2 separate regions of the Homo sapiens genome follow, and region 2 is linked to region 1. A link is a loop called in an ENCODE intact Hi-C map of the cell type or tissue named here. Cell type or tissue: IMR-90. All regions are shown on one strand. Each heading gives the region's core, and the rest is flanking DNA. Links, peaks and the distances in the headings are about the cores only.

Evidence for each region. Hi-C counts contacts between places; a loop is a spot of excess contacts. Peaks named below come from ENCODE experiments on the same cell type or tissue, not always from the same donor. Only the 100,000 strongest peaks of a DNase experiment are listed, where the experiment ranks them.
Region 2: it touches region 1 in a loop (2.3-fold over the local background); 2 of 110 quality-filtered maps call a loop at or near these places.

Annotation. Positions count from the first base shown.
Region 1 is chr20:24,520,390-24,530,769 of GRCh38, forward strand. All of the region lies in intron 1 of SYNDIG1 (synapse differentiation inducing 1), which reads left to right. Among named protein-coding and RNA genes, the nearest start is that of SYNDIG1, 56 kb to the left of the region's middle. In IMR-90, for the core only: no CTCF peak of the experiment used is centred there; no DNase peak of the experiment used is centred there.
Region 2 is chr20:24,768,970-24,779,349 of GRCh38, forward strand. No RefSeq gene overlaps it. Among named protein-coding and RNA genes, the nearest start is that of LINC02967, 140 kb to the right of the region's middle. In IMR-90, for the core only: no CTCF peak of the experiment used is centred there; a DNase peak (open chromatin) is centred at 4,902; H3K27me3 peaks cover 1,880 bases.

The DNA of each region.
Region 1 (10,380 bases), core at 834-8,833:
TTACATCAAATTCCAGTAAGTTCAGGCCAGGTGCGGTGGCTCACGCCTATAATCCCAGGACTTTGGGAGGCTGAGGCAGGCGGATCACAACCTCAAGAGTTTGGGTCAGCCTGGGAAACATGGAGAAACCCTGTCTCTACTAAAAATACAAAAATTAGCTTGGTGTTGTGGTGTGCGCCTGTAATCCCAGCTGCTCAGGAGGCTGAGGCAGGAGAATCACTTGAACCAGGGAGCCAGAGGTTGCAGTGAGCTGAGATCATGCCAGTGTACTCCAGCCTGCGTAACAAGAGAGAAACTCTGTCTCAAAAAAAAAAAAAAATTACAGTAAGTTCAAAGGTACTATACTTGTGTATACTTGCACCTAACAATGTTGGCTTGTACACCAACATTGTTACTTCTTATTTTTTTGAGAAAAGTCCTTTTTTATTGTAGTAAATACATATAAAATATACCATTTTATTCCTTTTTAAATGTACAATTCAATGGCATTAAATCCATGCACATTGCTGTGCAGCCATCACCACCGTCCATCTGCAGAACTTACCACCATCCTAAACCAAGACCTTGTCCCCATTAAGCAGTAACTCTCCGTTCCCTCCCTTCTGCAGCCTCTGCAGCTGTGTTCTGTCTGTGAGTGTGACTATTCTAGGTACCTCATATAAGTGGAATCATACAGTATTTGACCTTTTGTGACTGGCGTATTTCACTTAGCATGTTGTCTTCAAGGGTCATCCATGCTGTAACACTGAGGAAAATTTGCTTCATTTTGAAGGCTGACTAATAATTCAGGGTAGCATATGCCATATTTTGCGTATTCATTCCTCTGTCAATGGGCGTTTTCATTGTTCCCACCTTCTGACTACTTCTGCATCATGATGCTATGCACTTCAGTGTCCCCAAATCTGTGTTGGAGTCACTGCTTTCAATTTTTTTTAAGAGACAGGGCCTTACTCTGTTGCCCAGGCTGGAGTACAGTGACACAATCACACCTGCTTTCCATTTTGGGGAGTGTATACTCAGCAGTGAAATGGCTGCTGTATGGTAACTCAGTGTTGAATCTTTGAGGACCCACCGTCTTGTCTTCCACCGTGGCCACTCCATTTGACATTTTCACTGGCAACGCACAGGGTTCCAGTTTCTCTACAATAATATGAATTTTAAAGGCTATTTTCATATGGTTATTCTGCTAGTATAATAAAGGCATATTTAAAATTTAAGTAGTACCTCGCCACACACAGTGGCTCACACGTGTAATCCTAGCACTTTGGGAGACCGAGGAGGGTGGATCCCCTGAGGTCAGGAGTTCGAGACCAGCCTGGCCAACAGGACAAAACCCCGTCTCTACTAAAAATACAAAAAAATTAGCTGGGTGTGGTGGTGCATGGTTGTAATCCCAGCTACTCGGGAGGCTGACGCAGGAGAATCGCTTGAACCCAGGAGGCAGAGGTTGTAGTGAGCCAAGATTGCGCCACTGCACTCCAGCATGGGTGAAAAAGAAAGACTCCCTCTCAAAAAAAAAAAAAAAATTAAGTAATACCCCGAAATAGTAATGAAAGTTACAAACCTTTCCCCTTGGCCCCTAACATATCACTTCATTTGCCCAGACACTTCTCAGAGGCAGCTCCTGCCCACCTTCCTCTTTTGACTGTTATTGCCATACCCTGACAGCTGTGTTCATCCTGTTCTATCTTTTTTTCTTTTTAGAGATGGAGTCTTGCTCTGTTTTCTAGGCTAGAGTGCAGTGGCATGATCATAGCTCACTGCAGCCTCAAACCCCTGGGCTCAAGTGATCCTCCAGCATCAGCCTCAGCTTCCTGCCTTAGTCTCCCACCTGTAGCTAGGACTATAGGTGCATATGCCTGGCCAGCTTTAAAAATTTTTTGTAGAGATGGGGTCTCATTGTGTTGCACAGGCTGGTCTCCAACTCCTAGCTCCAAGCGATCCTCCCACCTTTGCCTCCCAGTGTGCTGGGATTATAGGCATGAGCCCATGTACCTGGCCGCATCAAGTTATTTCTTGATCCGTTAGCTTTAAATTCTACCAGTGGACTCCCTGCTTTGAAAGGGTAGAGATTAGTTCACTTAAGGTTAGAATTTAGTTCACTTACACTACTGCCTATCTCCTCCCCACTTCTCCCAACTTCTTAGGGATGTATTATTTTGAGTCCTTCCCTTGGTTACTGTTGTATTCATTTCACTCTGTGGGATGAGGCTGTGGTTGGCATGCTTACCCACACTGTTTCTCTCTTCCCCATTGGCCTTCTGTATTAGTCCGTTTTGTGTTGCTGTAAGGGAATACCAGAGACTGGGGCATTTGTAAAGAAAAGAGGCTTATTTGGCTCGTGGTTCTGTAGGCTGTACAAGCATGGTGCCAGCATCTACTTGGCTTCTGGGGAAGCTTCAGGAAGCTTTTAATCATGGCAGAAGGGGAAGTGGCAGCCAACATGTCACCTGGTGAGAGGGAGCAAGAGAGAGATGTCAGGGTCTTTTAAACAAGCAGCTCGCATGTAAACTAACACAGCAAGAACTTACTCCTTGCCACAAGGATGGCACCAAGCCCTTCATGAGGAATTCACCCCCATGACCCACACACCTCCTGTTAGGCCTGCCTTCAACACTGGTGATCACATTTCAATATGAGATTTGGAGGGGACACACAAGCAAACTGTGTCACTTTCCTATTGAGGTTGGCTGTGTCTTCAATTGTACATGAGAATGAGTGAGTCCAGCTTACTGGCTATGAGTCAGACCCTGAAGTCAGGCTTCCTGGCTGTGAAATCCAGCTCTGCAGCTTATAGGCGAAAGACCTTAAACAGGTTGCTTCAGTTTTTGATGCCTCAGTTTCCACATCTGCAAAAGGGATGATAATAACTATACCTACTTAATGGGGTTGTTATAAAAATTAAACAGGATAGTCCTTATTAAAAGTTTAGCACGATGCTTGGGATTTAGGAGAAGCTGAACTCTTGGTCAAACTGATGATGATGACCACAACAACAATGATGTCAACTTGGTCAGGGTGAGGCACCTTTAAATTTTGGTTTTCAGTTACGTTGGGTTTATATGTAGATTCTAAATGTTAAATTACTAAACATTTATTGTCAAGATTCTGTAAATGTTATGGCTATAAACCCAAGTTTTGGTAATAAGTTAATATTGCCTCTGTATTCAGCTCCTGAATCATAACCCCTGTGCCAGATAAAGGAAAATATAGTGTCCAGGTCAAACGGATTCTGTCTTTTTAAATTCCACAGCTGTGTAAAATGACGGGAAATTTTGTTTTGCTTTATATTTGGACCGATGGAGTTCCTATACACCTATTCTGGCTGTGTGTGTTTTTCTGGAGTTTCTAAATGACATTCTTTTCACATTGAGGAAAGAAACCTGTGCCTTCCTCACAGCATCCATCTTAACTTCCAGCTGTGCATGCGCGCTGCCGTTCTTGCTCACAAAGATGGTCTTTGTGAAGCCCACGGGTGTTTGTTATAAATGGGACAGATTGCTGCTGGCCAGCTGCCATGCAGAGATTGCTTTTTATTCATTTAAGCTATTCACTGCTTTCCCCTTATCCTCTATTATCCACATCCATGGTTTTCACTGCCATTTGTTTCTGGAGTAAATCTCTAAGTTACTTATTCAGACAGGCTGCTGTGAGCTACATCTTCTGACTCTTGAAAATATTTATTGTCATCCTTGTTTTGTTTCCTTTTTTGTTTTTACTCATCCTTGGAGGAGTGCTTGGTAGAGTACATACTTTAAAGGTTTTTCTCGCAACTTCGAAGGCGCTGACCCATTGCCTGTCCATGTGCATGGTTTTGATGAAAGGTCCTCTGCCAGCCCATGTTCCTGTGTCCTCTTGGCCATCTGCGGGCTCCAAACATAAATTCCTGGCTGCAGCTTCTGTCCACACTCCTTCTTCTCGCCTTTGGTTAGATTCCTCATCTACTGTTACGCTTTAAAATTATTTATCTTGTTGGCCGGCCAGGGTGGCTCACGCCAGTAATCCCAGCACTTTGGGAGGCCGAGGCGGGTGGATCACGAGGTCAGGAGATTGAGACCATCCTGGCTAACAAGGCGAAACCCCGTCTCTACTAAAAATACAAAACATTAGCTGGGCGTGGTGGCGGGCGCCTGTAGTCCCAGCTACCCCGGGAGGCTGAGGCAGGAGAACGGCGTGAACCCGGGAGGCGGAGCTTACAGTGAGCTGAGATCGCGCCACTGCACTCCAGCCTGGGCGACAGAGCGAGACTCTGTCTCAAAAAAAAAAAAAAAATTTATCTTGTTAAGGATGATTTTTTCCATTTTCTCTTCCATTAAGATTCTTTTTGCTCTTTCACTAACATTTTAACGGGGTCTTGGAGAGAGGGGAAGAGTGATGTGAGTCCACTTCTTCATCTAGCCTAGAAGCAGGCTCCCTGGCTCTCTCTTTACACAGCCTCATCAGAGAGTTGTCTTTGCAGGGAAGAGACTTGGCCTTGTGGATCCTCTGTGTGGTATCTTTGCTTTCTGTTTCACTAGCTTCTGCTCTTACCTTATTAACACCTGTCATGTATTATTTGCCTTTATTATTATTATTTTGGTGAATTTATTAATTTAGATGGGGCTCATTAATTTTTAACCTTTTAAAAATAATATATGCATTTAAGGCTACATATTTCCCTCTTCTCCTGCATCTCTAGGTTTCAATAATTTAGTTTCTCAATGATCCTGACCTAAGTATTTTTATATTTTGTTATGATTCCTTTTTGATCAAATGGTTATTAAGAAAGCATTTCTTTTCCTTCGTTTCTAAATGAACGTGGTTTTTATTAATTGTATCAACTTTTATATGATTTGCATTGTGGCTAAAGAAAATGATCTGTAAGATACTAATGTTTTATACATACTTCTTCTTCTTCTTTTTTTTTTTTTTTTTTTTTTTGAGACAGAGTCTTACTCTGTGGCCCAAGCTGGAGTACAGTGGCACGATCTTGGCTCACTGCAACCTCCACCTCCTGGGTTCAAGCAATTCTCCACCTCCCGAGTAGCTGGAATTACAGGCACACACCACCATGCCTGGCTGATTTTTTATTTTTAGTAGAGACGGGGTTTCACGATGTGGGCCAGGCTGGTCTCGAACTCCTGACCTCAGGTGATCCACCTGCCTCGGCCTCCCAAAGTGCTGGGATTACAGGCGTGAGCCACCATGCCCAGCATACTTCATGGCCTAATACTTGATCAATTTTTGAAAGGAAGAAAGAGAGAGAAGAATGGAGAGAGAGTGAGAGAGACAGAGAATGAGAGAGAAAGAGAACACGTATGCCTAGAAGAATTTGTATTCTCTGTTGGATGCCAAGTTTTATATGTGCATTTTTGATCAAAATTATTATTCAAATATTCTATGTTTTTCTTAATTTTGGCCTGTTTATTTCTCAGCATAATTGAGAGCATACTTTGCAGTCTCCTGTTGTGATGGTGAAAATATTACATTATCCCCATAATTCTATAAATTTTGCTTTATATAATGTGATATAAATGGATTATGTACATGGAATTTGAGAATTGTTGTATACGGTTAATTGGATCTCTCTCTGTGTAACTATGTTACTATATAATAATACTTTCTACTCCTTAATATCTGTTTTGTATTCATTACACTGTGCCAGATTTCTTATTTGTTGCCTAGGATTTTCCTTGTATATATGTTTTCCATCCTTTTACTTTTAGCGATTCCATGTCCGTATGCTTTAGGTCTATCTCTTATAAATAACATATGTCTGGATATTATTTTAAATCCAAACTAACAATTTATTTTAATTGACAATTTAAATTAATTTGTACCTATTGTGAATACTGATATGTTTGGATCTGCTATTATCCTAGTTTTCTATTTAGAATTTGGCCAACTTTTTTTTTATGTTTCATTTTTTTCTTACCTCTTTTTATTTGATTGAGGTTTTACTACTATTTTCATTCTTACTCATGTACTTCTCTCCCCTGGTTTAGAATGATTAGAAATGTTTCCATTCATTTGGTAGTTATCCTTGACATTTGCCTATGTATATTTAAGTATAAAGCTGAACATGTTCACACACTTCTGGAACATTAAAAGAATCTTAGCTCACCTCCTGATTTACATGCTATTGTTTTCCTGTGTTTAGAGTTTTAAGAATAAATCTAATGATTTACATTTATATATATAGAGAGAGAGATATAGATATAGATATATAGATAGATATATAATCAATGTTTGTTTGGATTTATAAGTATGTCGTGAGTTTGTGTGCTCATAAGTCCTTGTATCTCAGGTCATCACCCAGCATTATTTTTCTTCTTCCTAAAGTGCATCCTTTAGAATTCCTTTTAGTTTAAGTCTCTAAGTAGATTTTTTATTTATTTGCAAATGGATTTTTCACTTGGCTCTTGAAAGATAATTTCATTATGTCCAGTTCAAGGTTGAGAGTTAATATCTCTCAATATATTGAAGATATTATCCTCTGTCCTTTTGCTTCCATTATTGCTTGATATGTGTCTTGCCATTCTAGTTTTTGTTGCTATGTAGATTATCCACTATTTTCCTTTGACTGCTTTTAAGACCTTTCCACTTAATCTTCAGCAGTTTCATGTAATGTGTCAATGTGGTATTTCCTGGATCAGTGAATTTGTGTTTCTCATCAGTGCTGAACATTTCACAGGTAGCGTCCTTTGAGGTGCGGCTTCTCTCCCAGGAGTTCTGTCTCCATTTCTGAGACTCCCATTAGAAGAGACTGATCTTTCTCATTCTACCTGCCAGGCTCTTTGCTGCTTATTGCTGTCTCCTATCTTTTTTTCTATTCGTGAGGCATTTGGGGTATTTTTCTCAGATCTGTCTTCTGGATTACATTTTTTTTCTTAGCTGTGTCTATTCTGCTGTTTAGATTCCATATCTTCCGTTGTGTTTTTTACTCCAACAAAAATATTTTTTGCTTTTTGAAATTCACACGTTTCATTTTTCTATTTATTCTGGTAGTCACTTGTCACTTGCTCCTTCTTGTGTTTTATTTATGTAAGTATTTCATGAACAATTGTTCTATACTTTCTTCTCACTATAAAAATATGTAAAGTCCTTGATGGTCCAGAGTTGTTCTTTTCTTCTCTTCTCTTTTCTTTTTTTTTCCTTTCTTTTCTTTTCTTTCCTTCCTTCTTTCTCTATAGACTCTCACTTATGGTGGCATACAGTCTTTTGTGCATGATGATCTTTCTCAGCTCATTATTTGACCTTACTCTGTGGCTAAATTGGGGAGGGGGTCTTTCTCTTAGAGATGTTTGTTTCTATTCTGCCTGTAATGAGGAGTCGTCACTGAATTGGCTCTATTGCAATCGACAGAACAGTGGTTCTCAGAGTGTGGTCCCTGGATCAGCTGCAGCAGCGTCACCTATGAGCTTCTTAGAAATGGAAACTTGGGTATCCCTTTCCACCCTGAGTAAGGAACTCTGTAGCCTGGCAACCTGGGGCTTAACATGCCCTTCAGGTGATTCAAATGCATGCTTAAATCTGAGACCACATCCGTAAAGAATCTTAGCTTAGAATAAGGTTCAGCCTCAACTTCTCTATCTTGTCTTTCTACAAGGCTATATAACTTACTATTACTGTTACTGTTGATGCCTAAATCAGTGCAGCTCTGCCCCTTCAAGTAATCTTCCATGGAAGAGTGGTGATATTTGGAGATTTTCCTTCGCAATCAGTAATGTCTCAAAGTGTGTTCTAATCCTGAATCTAATTTTGTAACAAGAGAATCTCTCAGAGCATCTAGTCAATTCTAATGCTAGAAATAACAGTTTGTCCATTGACTTTTAATTTCACTGATGTATTTTTATTTCTAAAAGTCCTAAATCTTTCATTTGTAAAGTATCCTAAGTATGGTTGTTTTATAATCTTCATCTGAAAGTGTTAATACCTACATTCACTGTGGGCCAGATTTGTGATATTTCTGCTCACCCTTGCTTATTTCTTCCTGTGTTTAGTGCTTGTCTTAGTTTGCTTCTGCTGTTACAACAAAATACCACACAGTGTAATTTATCAATAATAGAAATTTATTTCACACAGTTCTGAAGGCCGGGAAGTCCAACATTGAAGTGCTGGCAGATTCAGTGTCTGATAAGGACTCACTCTCTTCTTCTAAGATAGCACCTTATTACGTGTCCTCTGGAGGGGATGAACACTGTGTGCTCACATGGCAGAAGCTCAAGAAGGGGCTAACTCTCCCCCTCAAGCCCTTTTGTACAGGCACTAATCCTATGGGCGAGGGCTTAATCACCTCCAAGGGCTCCACCTCTTAATGCCATCACCTCAGGAATTTAGTTCCCACATATTAATTGCAAAGGAATATATGCATCCAAACCATTAGCAGTGCTCATTTCCCTCCCTTGAATCCCAAACTCAGGTTGTTTTCTGAGACTATCCATGGGCATTTTCTAGTCCTGTCTTTAACATACATTATCCTAGAGGACATTTGCATTTGCTTCTGCCAAGAATCACAGTGGTGGATTCCCAGCCCCAAACACTACAAACTAAGTGTTCAACTGTGTTTTTCAAGGCACATTAAGAGTGTGAAATCTCAGAGAGAGTGTGAGTGCAGGCTTGTGGTTAGAAATTCTCAGAGATGAAGCCCCTCTGGCCCTCCTCCAAAGGAAAAAAAAACAGTTTTACCCAAAATAATTTTAGAGGTGAGAATGCGTTCAAGGCTTTCTCTTTCTGTCCTTCAGTGGGTGGGGAGGAAGACGTCTTGGCTGAGTCTGTGTCCACATTCACAATCTTATCAGTTAAATCTTTGGTCACATGGGAGCCTCTGCATCTCTAAACCATGGACTGTGTGTGTGGGAGGACATCACTGTTGATGGTAATGATGACAATGGTACTGGTGACATTACTTGTACCAACAGTGATGTTATTGTTAGTAGTAGTAGTGGTGGTGATGTAATGGTGGTTGTGGATTTCTGGTAGTGATGGTGGTGGTGGTGGTGGTGGTATGGAAGGGATGATGGCTAGGAATCAGTAAAATTTTTCTGTAAAGAGTCAGATAATATTTTAGGCTTCATGGACAATATGGTCTCTGTCACAACTGCTCAACTCTTCCCTTGTCATGAAGAAGAAGCCATAGACATATGTGCATGAATGGTTGTGGGTGTAGTCCAATAAAACTTTATTTATGGACACTGACATTTGAATTTCACATAATTTTTGTGTGTCATAGAATATTCCTATTTTCTTCAACTACTTAAAAATGTGAAAACCATTCTTAGCTTGTGGGCTGTACAAACGCAGGTGTTAGATGTATTTGTTCTGTGGCCTTGATTTTCCAAATCCTGGCAGTAGTGTCAGCAGTGGGGATGATGGTGGTAATGGTGATGGTACTCCTATTGACAGTTTCAGTGGTGGGGACGGTGATAGTGGTACTCCTGCTGATGGTGTCAGTGGTGGGGATGGTGACGGTGGTACTCCTTCTGACAGTGTCAGTGGTGGGGATGATGGTGGTGATGGTGGTGAGGGTGATGGTAGTACTCCTGGTGATGGTATCAATGGTGGGGATAATGATGGTGATGGTGTCAGTGTTGGGAATAATGATGGTGATGGTGGTGGTGATGGTGTCAGTGGTGGGGATAATGATGGTGATGGTCGTGGTGATGGTGGTAATGGTGAGGGTGGTGGAGTTGGTAATGGTGGACATGGCAGTGTCACAGGGGAAGAAGCTTCCTCCCTCCACATTATCCTTAAAAATGAAGTGGAGACTTACAAAGCTAAAGGGAGTTGGCACAACTTTTAAAAGCAGCAATGGTCTGAATCTGCAGGTTTTCTTGTTTCCAAAATCACATCATATCTGCTATATATGTCTGACTGCTTATAAATCAGATTTGGAGTTCCTGTGGATTGTGACCCAGTGGTGCTGTGCTATGACAAAGCATCACTCACCAGCAGAAGTTTGGGTTGGCTTTGTGAACAGGAAGTCCCAGGCCACCAAAAATGATACATAGGATGATGTAGCATTTTGCAATTGTAATGTGCCATTTAAATGCTAAATAGTAATAACTGATCTGGTCCCAAATGTTTCATTAACTCTCTCCACTGCCAAATCACAGGCTTTTCTGTGTGTGCTAAAGGCAAATTTTAATTGTTTTAATGAGGGTTTGCAAGCAGCTCTTTTCTCTATACACTTGGGCCTTGGTGAATTACACGTATCATTCGCTTAGCAGTAGGGAAGTTTTACTATTTACACAAAAGGCTTCTAACAGTGTTAGGGTTTGGGAAAGACCCAGCACCTGGTGCCCTCCTAATGCCTTGACAAATTGAGCTGTATAAGAAGGGTCAGGAGCAGCCATACCTGTCAAACATGCCAAACACTCTGGCTAAATGAAACTGCAATTA
Region 2 (10,380 bases), core at 1,603-9,602, 250 kb after region 1:
TCTCCAATTGTGTATCTCCTCTTCCCTCTCCCAGCATCTGGTGCATGTGAGTGAGAATGGCATTAGACATCCCTATTAATTTCATCTGGGATGTAGATAAGCAATCCCACCCACCCAGAACACAGCAGAATGTAAGGACGTCTTTCTTCCTGGCACCCAGTGAAATGGCAGAGTTGTCAGTGTAGAAGCCAGAACCCTGAAACAGTGGAAAATGCAGGCCAGCTCATGAGCTGGGTTCAGTAAAGCATGAAGAATTCCAGGCCCCTCCGCAAACAGCTGCCCCGACAGACACTCCCCACACCACCAAGCTGGCCACATGTGGGAAGTGACGTGGTGTGGCATCTGGGGCTGTTTTGGAGCTGCAGTTTCTTGGCAGTGATGGGGGGTCCCCTCTTGCCTCTGGGACCCAGGACACTCAATCCTCTGATTAAGCCCAGCCCTCTGTGAGTTCAAGCTGTGAGCCCCATCTCCGCCACAGGCTTCCCTCTCACTGTTGGGTTAAGCTCTGAAACCACGTCCAGGGGGCCACAGTATCCCTGTTGCACTGAAGAAGTAACTAAAGCCCAGAGAGGTTCTGTGCCAGGGCCCCTCTCATGAGCACTGCAAGGCCGATCTACAATGCCTGCCCTCCCCTGCACAGCTACTGCCAGATTCCGGGTGCCAGCTCTATGCTGAAGCTCTTTGGCAGCAAGGAGCCAGTGGTCCTAACCAGAATGTTCCAGAATGGTCACCATCAGGGCCTCAGACTCCTGTGGTTGTGAGGACAGAGGTTCAAGATGGGGCTCCTTAGGTGAGGGCAGAGCAGCACCTGAGCCCCTCCCCAAATTCCCCCTTCCTTCAGGGGTTTTCTCCACTCTCGTCTGCTGCTGCCGGACCTGCCCCCAGGGAGCAGGTCTGCAAAGAACCTGACATGCAGGCCCAAGGGCCTCCACTGGCACCAGGCAACATGGTCACGCCCCACCACTGGCCAGGTGGCCGCCCCCACCCCAGCATGGTAGAGCTCGGTCTCCTTGAGCAGGGGCTGAGGGTGGTCACTGTCGGCCATGGCTGGGGCTTTGGCCAGCACTTGCTGGGGACTGGGGTGCCAGTACCAGTGGGAAATAAGGGGAACCTCTGCTAGGAGGCCCTGACTGAGAAGCCAACAGGGAGCCATTGAGGGCTCCTGAGCAGAGGGGGGCATGCCCCACGCAGAGTTTGGCCAAGACAGATCTGCTCGCAGTGCACGGGGATGCCAGAGGAGAGAGACGGGGCTGGGAAACCTCTTGGAGGGCCACAATCCTAGCACGGGCCAGAGACCTGCAGGACAGCGAGCAGGGTGTGGTGCCGGAATAGCTAGGGAAGTGCGCGCCAAGGTGAGACAGGAGGCAGACAGAGTTGGTCCCCAGCCCTGCATTGCTCAGACTGGGAAGCAGGAGGGAGAATGTGACCCTTTTCCCAGGCACAGACAGGGAGACTGGACAAATCCCCCTCGTTGTAGGAATGGTGAGTTTAAGGCAGACCCCGGGCCTTCCTAATGGACACTTCCAGCAGCAGGGGAGATGTGGAGCCAGGTGGCTTCGGTCAGCTTCCCACAAGGCCTCCTCAGCCGAGTCACATTTTTATTCCACTCCCTTCACTTCTACAGAGAGTTTAAGCAAAAAATGCCACGGGACTTTCTTTGTGCCTCAGCAGCAAGCCTTCCTGGGCAGCTAAGTCCATGATGCTGTCCGCATCCCCAGCACAGGCCGTTGGGTGAATTCCCCAGCGCTTCCCCTCCCTCAAGGGCTACCCCATGGGCACCATCAGGGAGGATGCGTGTGGGGAGAAGTGCTGGGATTGGGGCATTGCCCTCACACTAGGACGCCCATGGGAGGATTCAGCGTCTCCTGCTGTGACCGCCCAGAGCCCGGCCTTGGCGGTATTTCCTCCCCCTTCCTTCTCCATGGCAGACAAGGGGCTTCCATTTCCACACGGATGGTGTAATTCTGTCTCAGGTCTTTTGGAAGCAGGCTGAGCACCCATGGGAGATTCTCTGGTTCCTTGTTGCTTGAGTGAGGAGGCTGCAATCCCAGCCCAGCGGGGCCCTGGCTGTGCTGCTCAACTTCATGCCCACTGACTCTGGGAAACATGGCCATGGTGAAGGGCGGGGTGCCAGGGAACCCCGACTTAGGAAAGTACATTTAGAAAACAGGTTGTCTCTTGGAAGAACACATATTCTTTTTAGAAATTTCCTGAACAGTGTACTTTCATGTTTAATCTTGGTGCATTCTAGTGCTATGGAGGACAATGGTGATTCATATCTATGGGGTACTTGACAGCTTTCCGAGCAGGTTTCCTTCTCAGTTGATCACCTCGACATCTCTCTGAGGCAGCCTCTGCAGGTGTCATTTCCCCATTTTATAGGCATGGAGGAGTAAAGTGGCCTAGCTGCAGTCATGGGTAAAAGGCAACCGAACTCGACCCTCAATCTCTATGCAGCTGCACTGCCTCTCTGACTCCCTGTGGCTTCATATGCTTTGTTTCCACAAATTTGGAAGTATTAGCAAAGGGATGAAGAAAGCAGAATTTGGGGCAGAGAAGCCTCTTTCATGTCTCAGTTCTGCAGTGGATGACATGTGTGACCATGAGTGAGCTAATTAACATTTCTGAGCCTGGGTGTACTAATCAGTAAAACAGAAATGAAGGCGTTCCCCGCCAGATGATAATTCTGAGGCATTGCCCATGCCTGCACATAGGAAATGATGGCTTCCTGCAAGGAGAAGGGAGAGCGGCCCCGGCAGGGTGAGCAGGAGCAACTCCTCCAGATCTGCAGATCTCGGCACTTGCACACCCAGGCTGCTCCAAGCCCAGGAGCAGAGGGGACACCCAGGGCTACAGTGAGGCAAGTCCTGTCCCCAAGATTATAAGGATGTGGTTTTCAGCCTGTCTTGCATTCACTTTCACCAAGTAAGATGCCAAGAGCCAGGAAGAGGCTGCCAGAGGTGCAGGAAGGAAAAGCAGAGCCAGCAGGAAGGAGCTCCGGCTGGCCGGAATGGAGCTGGAGGCTGGAGGCGGCAGCAGCCCTACCTGGGCACTCGAAAGCTGGCCCTGCTCCTGGGACCAGACAGTGCCCCTCAGGGCAGGGCAAGGGGGAGGTGAAGCAAGGAGGGGATGGGATTTTGCCTGAAATATTTCAAAACTTCTATGTAGGACCTAGATTACTATCTCCAGGTCTGATGTGTGTGTGTGTGTGTGTGTGTGTCTGTTGGTGTCTCTGTGTGTGTCTGTGTGTTTCTCTGTGCCTATGTGTGTCTCTGTGTGTGTGTCCGTGTGTGTGTGTGTGTGTGTGTCTGTGTGTTTCTCTGTGCCTATGTGTGTCTCTGTGTGTGTGTCCATGTGTGCCTGTGTGTGTTCACAGTAACACACCTTGACCTCATTAGCTCTCCTTGAAGGTCCACATCTGTGTCTTTATCTACGTCTCCGTCTATGTATCTGATCCAACTACACCACACATATAATGCAGAACGGATCTAAAGTCTGCTGCAATTCTTCAAGGCAAAGAAAAGCAACCTTTGGGTGACCTTCCAAGAGAAGGAGCCTGAAAGCATCTGATGTGAAATGTTCAGAGCAGGCACGTGTTCTAGGTGGGAAACGCTCTCTGCCACCACACCTCGCCCCCCAACCGCCCCCCAGCCACTGCTCCTTCATCCCACGAAGACATGATAATAGCAATAATAATAATAGTAGTGACACTGATGCGGTGCTTGCTGTGAGCCTGACACTGTTGGAAGCACTTAGTGCACACTAGAAAGTACACAATGCAACCAAATAAGTGTGAACCCTGACGAGGGCTCACAGACATGTGGGCAGGGCGGCGCTGACCTTCAGCAGCAGGTCAGGGATGTCGTCATCCCTGATGACAGATGAGGAGGGCCAAGGACACAGACAACCAGAGGACATGCCATGCTGAGAGAAGAAAGGGCAGGTGCCAAGGCCCTGAGGCAGGAGCCAGGTGGCTGTTCAAAGACGCGAAGATGCTCTATGGCTGGGGGCCTGGGGGGAAGACACGCACTCCTCATTCATCAAGAAAAGGCTCATTTCGGCTTTTTTCTCCAAGTTGCTTTCAGTGATTTCCAACGGGAGAATGGAGAAATGCCTCCTATATGTACCCAGGAATGCAAGGAATTGGAATGCACAGTGTCCATGATGTGCCAGAGAGAGCCCAGTACTTTTCCTGTAATAACTCGCTAAATTTACACTTCAGTTCTGTGAGGAACTGTTATCCTAATTTCACACAGGAGGCAATGGGGCTGGAGCCAGGTGCTTCAGCAAGTTCACAAAGCCAGGGGAGGACCCCAAGGATCCACACTGCGCTGTGCTGCTGAGTGAGTGGGTGACTGTGCACTGTTGCTTTTTCTATGAAATTGCTTGGACAGGCTTTCTCTAGCGACTTGGAAAAGTTTCAGAACTCCTATCCAGGAAAATCCCAATCAGGTTCTCTCCAAGACAATCCCCCAACCACAGACATTGTATTGCTTGGAGGAAAGTTGTTTCCACTCTTCCGGGAGCATATTTTAACCCTGGTGCAGTTAGGAAGCCAGACCTGTGGCTCATTTGGGACCACCAGCCCAATTCCAGCGATCACCACAGAAACCATTCTCTAGGTTACCCTGGAAGGGATAGCCTTGGTGGTTCTGGGCTCAATTCTTGCTCAGAACCAAAAGTAGAACTAACTTCATAATGTGAGCAAAACCCCACAGTCCAGCTTTGAGCACCTCCTTGAATATGAGCTTGTGCTTTTCCATCCAGACATAAGAAAGATGGGGAAAGGCTGACAGATTTGTAATTCACTTCAACCCCACCAGCTTAGAGCATGAAAACCCTTTTTAAAAAATGAGTCACAAGTATCTGCTGGTGAAACATGACTCACCTCCTCAAAAGAGAGAATAAACATTGAATCAGCTTTTTAAGGGGCTTTCAGACACCACATCACCCTTGGACGACTAGACCACAACCTGTCTTAGGCAAATGCCTAGAAACAGATGGGTTACATTTTGCTGAAATGCAGACACTCAGCATCCCCTGGCCTCACACTGGGGCCGAGTCTGACATGACACCGTGGTGTTCATTATAAACCTGTGCTGACCAGCTTGAGGGGTCAGTAGCAGACAGGGGTCACCTGGCTACCTGTCAACAGCCTGCAGATCCATCTTGGTAGGCACTGAAGCCCCAAACCCTGCATGGTGGTGGTGACCAGTAGCTCTGGCCAGGGTCCCAGGTTGAGCCAGAGTCACTGGGAATGTTCACCCATCTTCAGCATCTCCAGCCTGATAATGATCATATTTGCAGCTTCCTCCAGGAGGCTGCTTCTGGGTCCACTCCTAGATCCAATTGTCTCCCTGGCAGCAACAATTGGGAAATAACAGCATCATTCTCTCTTGCAATCATTAAGGAGAGAAACATCAAGAAGCTGCTTTCATTGTTTAACAAAGATGACAAACTTTGGAGAATGTAAAGAACATGAGGCCATTGAAGTCAATATTTCACCCAGAGGGAGCTGCACAGTTGGGCAGGGAGGTGAAGGGCATTTCTGAAGCACCATCATATGAATAAAGGTCATGAGTTTTGATGGGCAGGAGATGGGGACACTGCACAGTGCATGCTTTTGGGGAAGGGGGAAGAGGTGAAAAGGACGAGACGAAGAAAACAACAGAGAAAAACGCTAGCATGTGAAAAAGCCATATTCACTCATTGTTTTAAAAAGTGAGCCGCCACACTTGAAAAAAATATTTACCCAGAAGACTCATCCTGTGTAGTGGAGGCCAAATGCCATCCTGAAGAAGTTCAGCACGGGGTGAGGTATGAGGCGCAGGCTCCCGACAGAGCCTCTGAGCATGGGGTGGTGCCTGCAGTCACTCATCCTCCAAGGAGTCAAGCAGGACAGGGATAAGAATGGCAAGGGTGGAGGGTTTTGATATTTTGATTAAGAGGGCCAAGGGAGCTCCAGTAAAAAGACAGCATTTAAGCCAAACTAGAAGGGGTAAAGAAGTGAGAACTCCTCATAGGTATTTGAGAAAAAAGCATAACAGACCCTGTAGGGAAATGGGGGGATATCTGAGAAGCACCAAGGAAGCCAATCTATAAAACCATTCAGATGTTTATTCAAACAGATAGGTCGAGAAATAGGAAATAGAAAAACATGCAGTTAATCTCCGGCATAAAATTGAGATGTGAAATAGAAATGCCACTTGGGGATTTTCATAGTCCCACAGTGGAGAGGTTGAAAGAATACAGCCTTTGGTGTTGGAGAAATCTGAGTTCAAAAACTGTCTTTGCCACTTGTTCCCAAAAAGGGAAAGAATGGAGGAGGAAGGAACAAAACTAATAAAATATGTAAAATATGATTTGGTGGCAAAAATAAGCTCAAACACATCAATAGTCACAATGAAGGTAAATGGATTAAAAACTCTTTACTTAAGATACAAATATGGTCAGTCTGGATTAGAAGCAAAATCTCATTATATGCTGTTATAAAGAGATATGTCCAAAACTTTAAAATATACACCCCATAAAGAAAATAATAGAAAAAAGATATACCAGGCAATTATTAATCACAAAAACTACTGCAGCTATAGCAATAGACTTTAGGGCAAAAAACATCATATGGGAGAAAAAGATCACTACATAGGAAGATATAGTGTTTCTAAACTTGTGCGCAACTAATAACTTCTAAATATGTAAAGCAAAGATTTGCAGGATTGCAATAAGAGGTTGATAAAGCCACCATCACTGATAGGTCAAGAAGACAAAAATGGTTAGCAAGGACATAAATGACACAACTAACAAATGTGAACTGACAGGTATGTGCAGAACACGCACCCATTAATTGGTGGGATTTATTTCTTATACGATCACAGACAACATTTACAAATATTGCTTATGCATTGGACTAAATAGCAAGTCTCAAAAGATTGCAAAACTTAGTACTGTACACCATATTTTCTAAACGCAATACAATTAAGTGAAAAATCAATGATTAAAAGATTTTTAAAATATATTTGGAAAAGAGAGTGCCCACATATAAAATCACCAGTTAACATCAGACTTTGATAAGTGAGGAATGCAGGCTGTAAATGCTAGGCTGTATCAAAGAATACAGAAGTCATGACCTCTAAAACAGGAAAAAGGAGGTAACAATGACTCACCAAGTATTTCTAAATAATTTATAAATAACAGTACCTAATATTGAATAATCATTAAGAGTACCTGTCACAACCTGTAGAATACAACAAAAAGGTTCTAAGAGTGGTTACATGATATTAGGGCTGTTTTAGAAAAGCAGGAAGTCTGAGAATGAATGAACTTAAGAAAACATATTCTTTTAAAACAGAATAAACCTTAGGAAAATAGAATGCACAAGATAATAAAGACAGAAGCAGAAATACATGAAATTGATAAAGCTATGCTGGATGTCTGCTGAAGAATGCTGCCATTTGTCAGTTTTATTTGAACTGAGAAGATGCAACAAACCCAAATCCACACATCATGCTCCATCTGAGCCAAAGCCGGGCAGACACTGCTGAGTGCTCAGGATATTGGGGAGCAAAACCGGCAACAACTCACAAACAACAACAGAACAGAAGAGTAAACAACTTGTATGTTACACGACTGTAAGTGTTATGGGAAGGAAAGAAAGCAGAGTCAGATACATGGGTCCTGAGTGTGGGCTGGAGAGGGGAGGCTCTGCAGTGTTGGGTGTGCCAAAGAGAAGGTGCCAAGGACATTGGCCAAGCAGATGACTGGGTGAAGAGTGCTCCAGGCAAACCGCACATCCAAAGGCCCTGAGGCATGGCTGTGCCTGGGTGCTGAAGGGACAGCGAGGAGGTCAGGCTGGACTGGCGAGAGGAAAGCAGAGAGTGGACAGAAGTGAGACTGGAAGGTCAAGGCAGGTCCTGCTGGCTCTTGGAGCCCTTGGGGGCCACTGCAGGGATGGTGGATCCCACTGCAGGCTCTGAGCAAGAGTGTACCAGGACTCACTGTGGGAAAAGAGTGTGAGGGCAAAGGGGAGAACCAGGACGCCCTGTCGGGACACACAGCACATTTCCCAGAGAAAGAAGCAAGTGCTCCTTACTCTCCCAGACTCTGTCCCCAGCCTGGAGGGTGTCACCTCGGCCAAGGGAGGATGCTGTCTTCACACCCACCTGCCCTGGGAATCTTTTCTGACAAACACCCCAGGCACAAAGCAACTGCACAGTCATGTGGCATAATAATGGCACAGCCCATGGGCAAAGGAGCCACAGGAACTGACTATGGGGCTGGAAGGTGACACACCTGCCTCGACCCCAGAGGCTCTGAGGGGCTGGTCATATGCTCTCCTGAGTGGGTAGTCCTGGATGCTCAAGTCCCATCGTGCTTCCATTCTTGGATTCAGAAGATGAAACTGCACCTGGTCAATACAACATGAGAAGTAACATTAAAATACAAAAGAATGTGACATGTTAGAGGCAAACATAGAACCAACATTGTTTCCATGGAATCATGTTTCTACAGAATCATGTCTTTAAGCTCTTTAAGCCCCATACATAGAGGGTCTTTAAATAGCTTGTCTTTAGTCTGGCACAGAAATTAACAGTCCTACAATTATTAAGCAAAATGTTTGAGTTCCCACTATGTGCTAAATTTCCAAGAGACTGGACATAAAAATAGGCTACACGGAGAACTGTGACTATCTGACTCAGGTTTCTGAGAGAATTGGTGCATAAAGGGATTTCAGCACTGAATTTCCAAGAGACTTGTTCTAATGTAAGGCCTTGTAGCTCATTGATTTTTGAAGAGTTGGCGAGACGCACCACCTGATATAGAACTGAATTCCAAACAAGTGCTACACTTGCAGAGGGGATTGGATGGTTCTCTGCCACCTGTCCTCCTGGAGAAAATGGAAGCTCTCAGACACAGCCACGGGGTAGGTGCAAAGGAGGCAGCGTCCATCTGTTCTTGTGGGATTCCACCCCCTCCCCAAGCCTAAAACTATCCCTAGAAGCAGGGAGAAAGACACCCATGAGTCATCATTCATATGTGGATCCTGGAAGATGCCACGGGGACAGCCTGAGGACTCAGGAGAGGAGGGGAACCTTCTGGCAAATGCAGGGGTGACACTGAATGCCTGCCTGCCATGAGCTAGGATCTGCCCACCCCACACCCCAGCTCCCAGGAGATCCCTGTCAACACAGGCAAAGTTCCCAGCCCCTTCCTCAAGCAAACATGGAAGAGGGGCCCCTTCAGACAAATTGAGGGACTCAGGAGAACCCTCTGTAGGTTCTCTTCCAGCTTTACATGTCGCTGGCTGCCTGGCTTCCCCTCACATTAAGCAACCATTCATTCTCTCCTCTGTGCATTCCGTCCATCTGTGTGTGCAAGGTTCTGGGGCAGGGGAACAAAGACAGGGCAGGACAGATGCTGCCTGGAGCATGGCCTAGAGATCAGGGGAGAGAGAGAGAGAGAGAGAGAGAGGGAGGGAGGGAGGGAGGGAGGGGTAGAGAGAGAGAGAGAGAGAGAGAGAGAGAGAGAGAGAGAGAGCTGGGAACTGAAGCTCCTTGGAGCCAGGACATAAACTGGCCGAATTCCCTGGACCAAAGTCGCCTTCCTTCTAGGGGCTCAGCATGCTGGGTGCCTCATCACTGCTTCCCACACACTGCCAGGCCAGGGCAGGGCACCAGCGCTGGGCACAGGAAGCCTGCCAGGTGGAGACAGCATCTGCATCAGCCTTCCTATTGGGCCGGTGAGGCTTGAAGCCAGGTTTTCCTCTCCATGCGTCCACCTTTCAGAAAGGCTCCGAGGCTCCCAGATTGTCCTCCAGGGTCAGGGTAGGAGGGCCTGCTGACAGCAGGTGCATGAGGACGCCCAGATGAAGACGGCAGTGCTGCCCTGACCACAGTGGCTGCCGCCTGCCGGCTTCTCGGAATCAGCAGAGCACCTCGGGACTGGCGCCAGCCAGAAACACCTGTGCACCGGAACCATGGGAAGGAAAAGCGGGACTAGACTGCCAATGACAGAGCTGGACCGGGGCCAGAAGTCCAAGCTCAGCTCCAGAAGGCAGGATCTAACCACCCCTTCACGCCACACCCAAGAACCTTTCCTCGGGTCCACAGCACCTCCTGCTTCCAGTGTCCTACCCAGACAGACCTTCATCTGATTATTTATCTAGGTGCAGAATTAATTACAGGCCCTAACCGTGCATCTAGTTACCATTTTCTCAGTTGGGAACACAACTGTTACTCTGGTCTTGGCTGGGATGCAGCTGTTTCCTCTGAACACAGCGCTTGGTGCCCAGAGCTCTGCTCGCTGTGCCTCCTGCACCTCATAAGGGCCTCAAGCTCCAGGGCCACCTCTCCTGGCATTTCCTCTGTGGAAATATAACCATCC